Linked DNA regions of Homo sapiens: region 2 is linked to region 1. Evidence: chromatin loops called from intact Hi-C (ENCODE). Cell type or tissue: CD14-positive monocyte. All regions are shown on one strand.

Region 1 (4,000 bases):
AGGCAGGAGAATTGCTTGAACCAGGGAGTCGGAGGTTGCAGTGAGCCGAGATTGTGCCACTCCACTCCAGCATGGGCAACACAGCAAGACTCTGTCTCAAAAAATATATACATAAATATATAAAAATAAAACACATTGCTGGTCTGGCACAAAGATAAGGCTCCTTAGATCCTACAAATGGCATGAAGTTAAGAATGCTGGTGAGCACTCAGTAAAGGTGTTTTTTTTTTTCCTGAAGGTTCCTATCAAACTCTAGAGAACCTGAGCTTCCTCCTTTGAAAGCTGTAGAGCATACTAGGAGAACTCAGGTGAGAATTTTTGTTTTGCTTCTGTTTTTTTGAGACAGGGTCTCACTCTATCACCCAGGCTGGAGTGCAGTGGTGCATTCACATTCACTGCAGCCTCACCCTGCTGGGCTCAAGTGATCCTCCCTCCTCAGCCTCCCAAGTAGCTGGGACTACAGGCACCACCAAGCCTCGCTAACTTTTTTGTATTTTTTGTAGAGACAGGGTTTCGCCATGTTACCCAGGCTGGTCTCCATCTCCTGAGATCAAGTGATCTGCCCGCCTCGGTGTCCCAAAGTGCTGGGATTATAGTCATGAGCCACCGCACCCGTCCACAGGTAGATTTAATGGTAGATTTCTGCATACAGCAGAACCCTAATGGAGTACACTGTCACTGTAAGAATGAGCAAGAGCTAAACCCTACCAGAGAAACAGCTTTGAAACTTGCCTGTCCCAATCTTAGGGTTGAAAGTAGGAAAAGAAAAATATCTTACCTGAGAACTTGTCATTACAAAGGGGTCCTTACTCAGGTTTGTGACCTGAATTCATGCTATCTAGTAATAATAATAATAATAATATAAAGATGTTATAAACTGGAAGTAGGGTGCTTTAAGATTAGCAGAGGTGGAGTCAACTCCTCTCTAATGGAATTTAACTTTATTCCAGGATTCAAAGGTCACCTACAATGAAGTTCTAAAGAAATGAAGAGCTCACATTAAAAAAAAAAATTACACACACAGGCAAAGAAGCATAGCATCTTGAGTGGAAGTAAATAGAAACCATAGACAGTAAACACAGAGGTCAGGCCCGGTGGCTCCCTCCCACTTTGGGAGGTCAAGGTGGAAGGATCACTTTAGGCCAGCAGTTCAAGACCAGCCTGGGCAAAATAGTGAGGCCCCATCTTTACAAAAAAGTTTAAAAATTAGCCGAGCATGGTAGCAGGCGCCTATAATCCTAGCTACTTTGGAGGCTGAGGCAGGAGGATTACTTGAGCTCAGGAATTCAAGGATTCGAACTGAGGAATTCATTGAGCAGTGGTCACACCAGCCTGGGCAGCAGAGTCTCTAAAAGACAAATAAACAAACCCAGAGACTTCGGATACCCGAATAGAGATACAAATGTGTAAAATCAAAGATGTGCTTAAGCCAGCTGGCGGAGCTCGGGAGAGCTGATTGTGGGCATCTCTTCCCAACTCCACGTGCAGCAATATCATATTGGTAGCCTGACATTGTCCATGGTGGGAATATTTACACCACGGAGGTTGGCAAACTCTAAATTAGGGCTTCTATTTTTTTTTTTTAAAGAGACAGTGATACAGTTGTTTAACATTTACTAGAAGACTGCTGAATATATTTATTTTATTTATTTATTTATTTTCAAATACCAACTCAAATCAGATGCTGAATTTATTTGAAGATTAACAGAGAAGCTTTAAAAAAAATCAGGGAACAGGGACTATAAAGAACAACTGGGCAGGACACATTGGTTCATGCCTGTAATTCCAACACTTTGGGAGGCCGCCCAAGAGTTTGAGACCAGCCTGGGCAACATAGGGAGACCCCATGTTTACAGAAAAATTTAAAAAATTAGCCAGACATGGTGGTGCATGCTTGTAGTCCAGCTACTTGGGAGGCTGAGGTGGGAGAATTGCTCGAGCCCAGGAGGTTGAGGCTGCAGTGAGCTATGATTGCGCCACTGCACTCCAGCCTGGGCAACAGCGCAAGACTCTGTCAAAAAATAAAAATTAAATGAGTAAATTTTACAAAGAACAAAATAAGACTTCTAGAAATGAAAAATATAACTAAAAATGAAAACTTAGTACACAAATTAAATGGTAAATTAGTAGATTTTCTGATTCACTAATTCTGAAGAAGAAAGATGTAAGAGATATGTTAAAAGACATAGAAGACAGGTGTAACATAAAACAAATTGGAGTTTCAGAAGTAAATAACAGAGAAAATGGGAAAGGTAATACTTAAGGATAGGTGTATGTCTTTGTATATATGCATCTCTATTCAAGAGAACATTTATCTTGAATGTGCTCTTGATAAGACTTCAAAGGAAAGAAAAAATGCACTCTGACCTGGAAATTTTGATCTTAGTTTACTAAATGTAATTTGTCTGCATTGACTATTTAGTCTACGTCTTCTAAAACTTCAGAGCAGGCCAGGCATGGTGGCTCACACCCATAATCCCAGGACTTTGGAAGGCTGAGGAAGGAGGATCACTGAGATGTTAGGATTACAGGTGTGAGTCACCACACCTGGCCCAGATTTACCTTTAACTAATAAGACTGTAAGCTGCATAAGACTGGCAATTTTCTTTTTTTTTTCTTTGATTTTTTGTTCATGATTGTTTTCCCTGTTTCTGTTAGTGCCCCACTGGGGTTGATTCATTTATTCAATAAATGAATGAGTTTGTTAGATGGCTACTACACGCCAGGCCTAGTCTAACATATGATGAACATCATTTCCCAGTTGAGGAAACTAAGACATAGCGCTATAAGGGGGCATGTTCAAGCTTATATGTAATAAAGCAGGGATTCAAATCCACTTATACTAACAACATGGCCAGGCGCGGTGGCCGACACCTGTAATTGCAGCACTTTGGGAGGTCAAGGCGGGTGGATTACATGAGGCCAGGAGTTTGAGACCAGCCTGGCCAACATGGTGAAACCCTGTCTCTACTAAAAATACAAAAATTAGCAGAGTGTGATGGCGCACGCCTGTAATCCCAGCTACTCAGGAGGCTAAGGCAGGAGAATCGCTTGAACCGGGAGGCGGAGGTTGCAGTGAGCTGAGATCATGCCACTGCACTCCAGCCTGGGTGACAGACCAAGACTCTCTCTCAGAAAAATAGAAGAATACTGATAAAGGTGGCAGGAATGGTGGTGGTGATGATGGTGGTGATGACAGTGGTGGTGATGATGATGGTGGTGATGATGGTGGTGGTGGTGGTGGTGGTGATGGTGGTGGTGATGGTGGTGGTGGTGGTGATAGTGGTGGTGGTGATGGTGTTGGTGATGATGATGGTCATGATGGTGGTAGTGATGGTGGTGATGGCGGTGATGGTGGTGGTGATGACGGTGGTGATGGTTGTGGTGATGATGGTGATGGTGGCAATGGTGGTGGTGATAATGATGGTGGTGATGGTGGTGGTGATGGTGGTGGTGATGGTAGTGATGTTGGTGGTGATGTTGATGGTGGTGGTGTTGGTGGTGGTGATGATGATGGTGGTGGTGATGGTGGTGGTGATGGTGATGATGGTGGTGATGGTGGCGATGGTGGTGATGGTGGCGGTGATGGTGATGATGGTGGTGGTGGTGATGGTGGTGGTGATGGTGGTGACGATAGCGGTGGTGATGGTGGTGGTGATGATGATGGTGGTGATGATGGTGATGGTGGTGGTGACGATAGTGGTGGTGATGATGGTGATGGTGATGATGGTGGTGGTGATGATGGAGGTGGTGATGACGGAGGTGGTGATGTCATCCTGTAGACGACACGCCACCCACTCTCCCCACTGCTTTCAGTCATAAGCCAGGAGTGAACTCCATATGTCTTGCAGGGAAACCCAAAAAGCAAAGGTAGCAGTCCACAGCCCTGAGCAGCAGCCAAGGTGACTCAGGCTGAGATGCAACAACCTGGTCTGTGGGCAGACAGGCAGCAGCCACAGGGGCCAGCCTGGACGTGCCCATAGATCCAGGGAGCTGATCC
Region 2 (4,000 bases), 50 kb after region 1:
GGTAGTGGGTGCCTGTAATCCCAGCTACTTGGCAGGCCGAGGCAGGAGAATCGCCTAAACCCAGGAGGTGGAGGTTGCCGTGAGCTGAGATTGCGCCAGTGCACTCCAGCCTGGGGCACAGGGCAGGATCCATCTCAAAAAAAAAAAAGAGAGAAAAGGTCTAAAAGGAGTGGACACTTAAACAAGAGAGACGATGAGTGAAGGAATGGGTGTGGAAATGAGTGAACTAATGAATGAGTGGTGGGTGACTGAATGAAGCAAATGATGAAGACTGTATGGGGGCCAGATGTGGTGGCTCACACCTGTAATCCCAGCACTTTGGGAGGCCAAGGCGGAACGATTGCTTGAGCCCAGGAGCTCAAGACCAGCCTGGGCAAAATAGTGAGAACTTATCTCCACAAAAAAACAAAAAAGAAAAATTAGCCAGGCATGGCAGTGGGCGCCTGTAGTCCCAGCTACTCAGGAGGCTGAGGTGGGAGGATTGCTTGAGCCTGTGAGGTTGAAGCTGTGGTGGACCATGATTGTGCCATTGCACGCCAGCCTGGGCGACATAGTGAGACCCCATCTCTACAAAAAAATCAAAAAATTATCTGGGCATGGTGTCACATGTCTGTGGTCCCAGCTACTTGGGAGGTGGAGTCAGGAGGATCGCATGAGCCCAGGAGGTTGAGGTTGCAGCGAGCTGTGATCACACCACTGCATTCCAGCCTGGGCAAAAAAGCCAGACCCTGTCTCAAAACAAAACAAAACAAACAAACAAAAAAACTGTGTGGGGAACAGATGTAAATGATGGTGGCAGTGCTGGCCTTGTGGTGGCTGGCCCTGGCCCTGCCTCTCACATACCCCCACCCTGACACGCCCCTGGCCTTTGCAGAGCCGGTGGAGCAGTTCTACCGCTCACTGCAGGACACGTATGGTGCCGAGCCCGCAGGCCCGGATGGCATCCTAGTGGAGGTGGATCTGGTGCAGGCCAGGCTGGAGAGGAGCAGCAGCAAGAGCCTGGAGCGGGAACTGGCCACCCCGGACTGGGCAGAACGGCAGCTGGCCCAAGGAGGCCTGGCTGAGGTGCTGTTGGCTGCCAAGGAGCACCGGCGGCCGCGTGAGACACGAGTGATTGCTGTGCTGGGCAAAGCTGGTCAGGGCAAGAGCTATTGGGCTGGGGCAGTGAGCCGGGCCTGGGCTTGTGGCCGGCTTCCCCAGTACGACTTTGTCTTCTCTGTCCCCTGCCATTGCTTGAACCGTCCGGGGGATGCCTATGGCCTGCAGGATCTGCTCTTCTCCCTGGGCCCACAGCCACTCGTGGCGGCCGATGAGGTTTTCAGCCACATCTTGAAGAGACCTGACCGCGTTCTGCTCATCCTAGACGGCTTCGAGGAGCTGGAAGCGCAAGATGGCTTCCTGCACAGCACGTGCGGACCGGCACCGGCGGAGCCCTGCTCCCTCCGGGGGCTGCTGGCCGGCCTTTTCCAGAAGAAGCTGCTCCGAGGTTGCACCCTCCTCCTCACAGCCCGGCCCCGGGGCCGCCTGGTCCAGAGCCTGAGCAAGGCCGACGCCCTATTTGAGCTGTCCGGCTTCTCCATGGAGCAGGCCCAGGCATACGTGATGCGCTACTTTGAGAGCTCAGGGATGACAGAGCACCAAGACAGAGCCCTGACGCTCCTCCGGGACCGGCCACTTCTTCTCAGTCACAGCCACAGCCCTACTTTGTGCCGGGCAGTGTGCCAGCTCTCAGAGGCCCTGCTGGAGCTTGGGGAGGACGCCAAGCTGCCCTCCACGCTCACGGGACTCTATGTCGGCCTGCTGGGCCGTGCAGCCCTCGACAGCCCCCCCGGGGCCCTGGCAGAGCTGGCCAAGCTGGCCTGGGAGCTGGGCCGCAGACATCAAAGTACCCTACAGGAGGACCAGTTCCCATCCGCAGACGTGAGGACCTGGGCGATGGCCAAAGGCTTAGTCCAACACCCACCGCGGGCCGCAGAGTCCGAGCTGGCCTTCCCCAGCTTCCTCCTGCAATGCTTCCTGGGGGCCCTGTGGCTGGCTCTGAGTGGCGAAATCAAGGACAAGGAGCTCCCGCAGTACCTAGCATTGACCCCAAGGAAGAAGAGGCCCTATGACAACTGGCTGGAGGGCGTGCCACGCTTTCTGGCTGGGCTGATCTTCCAGCCTCCCGCCCGCTGCCTGGGAGCCCTACTCGGGCCATCGGCGGCTGCCTCGGTGGACAGGAAGCAGAAGGTGCTTGCGAGGTACCTGAAGCGGCTGCAGCCGGGGACACTGCGGGCGCGGCAGCTGCTGGAGCTGCTGCACTGCGCCCACGAGGCCGAGGAGGCTGGAATTTGGCAGCACGTGGTACAGGAGCTCCCCGGCCGCCTCTCTTTTCTGGGCACCCGCCTCACGCCTCCTGATGCACATGTACTGGGCAAGGCCTTGGAGGCGGCGGGCCAAGACTTCTCCCTGGACCTCCGCAGCACTGGCATTTGCCCCTCTGGATTGGGGAGCCTCGTGGGACTCAGCTGTGTCACCCGTTTCAGGTGGGGTGAGGGGCTTGGGGAAGAGACATCCTTGTGTTGGGCATTAACTGCGGTCTTGGTGCCAAGCCCAGTGCTCTGTGGGGTCTCTTTTAGTATGCAGAGCAGCCGGGTGGGGCAGAATGGATTCTCTCCATTTTTAAGATGAGGATGTTGAGGCTCAGAGAGGGGCAGCCACTTGCCACACAGCAAGTGAGAGGCAATGGCATTCTCCCAGTCAATATTTGAAGGCCCGCCATGTGCCAGTCACTGGGGTATGTCTAGAATCTGAGACTGACCTGGGCTCAAATTTGTTTTATTCTTTCCACCCCCTGAGCACGCCACCGTTTTCTTATGCTAAGAGTAAAGCCATGGCCTCCCCTTGGACTCTCTGCCTCCATTCTCTCCTCTTCCACTCCATTTTGTATTCAGCAACCAGACCAATCTTCTCAGAACTTGAATCTGATTGTATCCCATCCCTGCTTACAATCCTTCAGGGACACTCCACCACTGTCAGGATGAAGGCTAAATTCCTTAATTTGGTTTCATTAAGTCGGTCTGCAATCTGCTTGAGCATTTCAGCTTAATCGCCAGAGGATTGCTTCCATATTTCCCCCTAAACATACTTTACCCAAGCTGTAAGGTCCTACATAATTGTGCCAATAATTTAGCAGTGAGCTTCCTGGTAGCCGAAGCAAAAAGGGAAAGAAAACCACTGTGTGAGTTGTGAGAAAGTAGGAATCAATAAAGGCTGGAGTGGTCATGGAAGGCTTTCTGGGAAAGGTAGAGGTTGAGCTAAGGAAAGAAAGTATTTTAATAGGTAGGAGGACCCTTCATGGAGCTGCCCTTCCATTAAGGTCTAGCCTGGTCACCGTGCCTGGGTCTGAGGCCCTCCCTCCACAGGGCTGCCTTGAGCGACACGGTGGCGCTGTGGGAGTCCCTGCAGCAGCATGGGGAGACCAAGCTACTTCAGGCAGCAGAGGAGAAGTTCACCATCGAGCCTTTCAAAGCCAAGTCCCTGAAGGATGTGGAAGACCTGGGAAAGCTTGTGCAGACTCAGAGGTGAGAGGAGAGGCGGATGGGAGGTGGTTCACGCCATGCAGGTTGAGGACATGTAGGACCCATTCTCAAGTTTGTCATGGGCATTTCCAGTGCCCCCTGTCCTCTGGGACACCCCATGCCCTCTTTCTGGGCAATGGCTAACCAGAGTCTCTCACTGCACTCGCTGCCCAGGCGGAGCCTCTAGAATTGAAAACTTTGCTGCATTCAAAACCTGCCATCATGTGCCCAAGTCTTAGCTAAAGCCATGGAGAACCTCTCCCCTTCTAGGAGTTAACAAGGATGCCTTGTGCACCTAGTAACAGAAGTGACACCTACTGCCACCCTTTGAGGCATTTAGGACAACTGTTGTCCCAAATTTATAGACGGCAGAGCTAAGGTCCAGAAGGCAGACAAAACTTGATTACAGAACAAGTTAACTGTCTTTCATTCATTCCTTC

The links. Hi-C counts contacts between places; a loop is a spot of excess contacts. Peaks named below come from ENCODE experiments on the same cell type or tissue, not always from the same donor. Only the 100,000 strongest peaks of a DNase experiment are listed, where the experiment ranks them.
Region 2: a loop joins it to region 1, with 6 times the contacts of the local background. A loop is called at or near these places in 7 of 110 quality-filtered maps.

Annotation. Positions count from the first base shown.
Region 1 is chr16:10,855,915-10,859,914 of GRCh38, forward strand. No RefSeq gene overlaps it. Among named protein-coding and RNA genes, the nearest start is that of CIITA, 19 kb to the right of the region's middle. In CD14-positive monocyte, no CTCF peak of the experiment used is centred here; no DNase peak of the experiment used is centred here.
Region 2 is chr16:10,905,625-10,909,624 of GRCh38, forward strand. It overlaps CIITA (class II major histocompatibility complex transactivator), which reads left to right. Exons shown (of 20, transcript NM_000246.4): 11 at 875-2,525; 12 at 3,405-3,563. Among named protein-coding and RNA genes, the nearest start is that of CIITA, 30 kb to the left of the region's middle. In CD14-positive monocyte, no CTCF peak of the experiment used is centred here; no DNase peak of the experiment used is centred here; H3K27ac peaks cover 1,513 bases.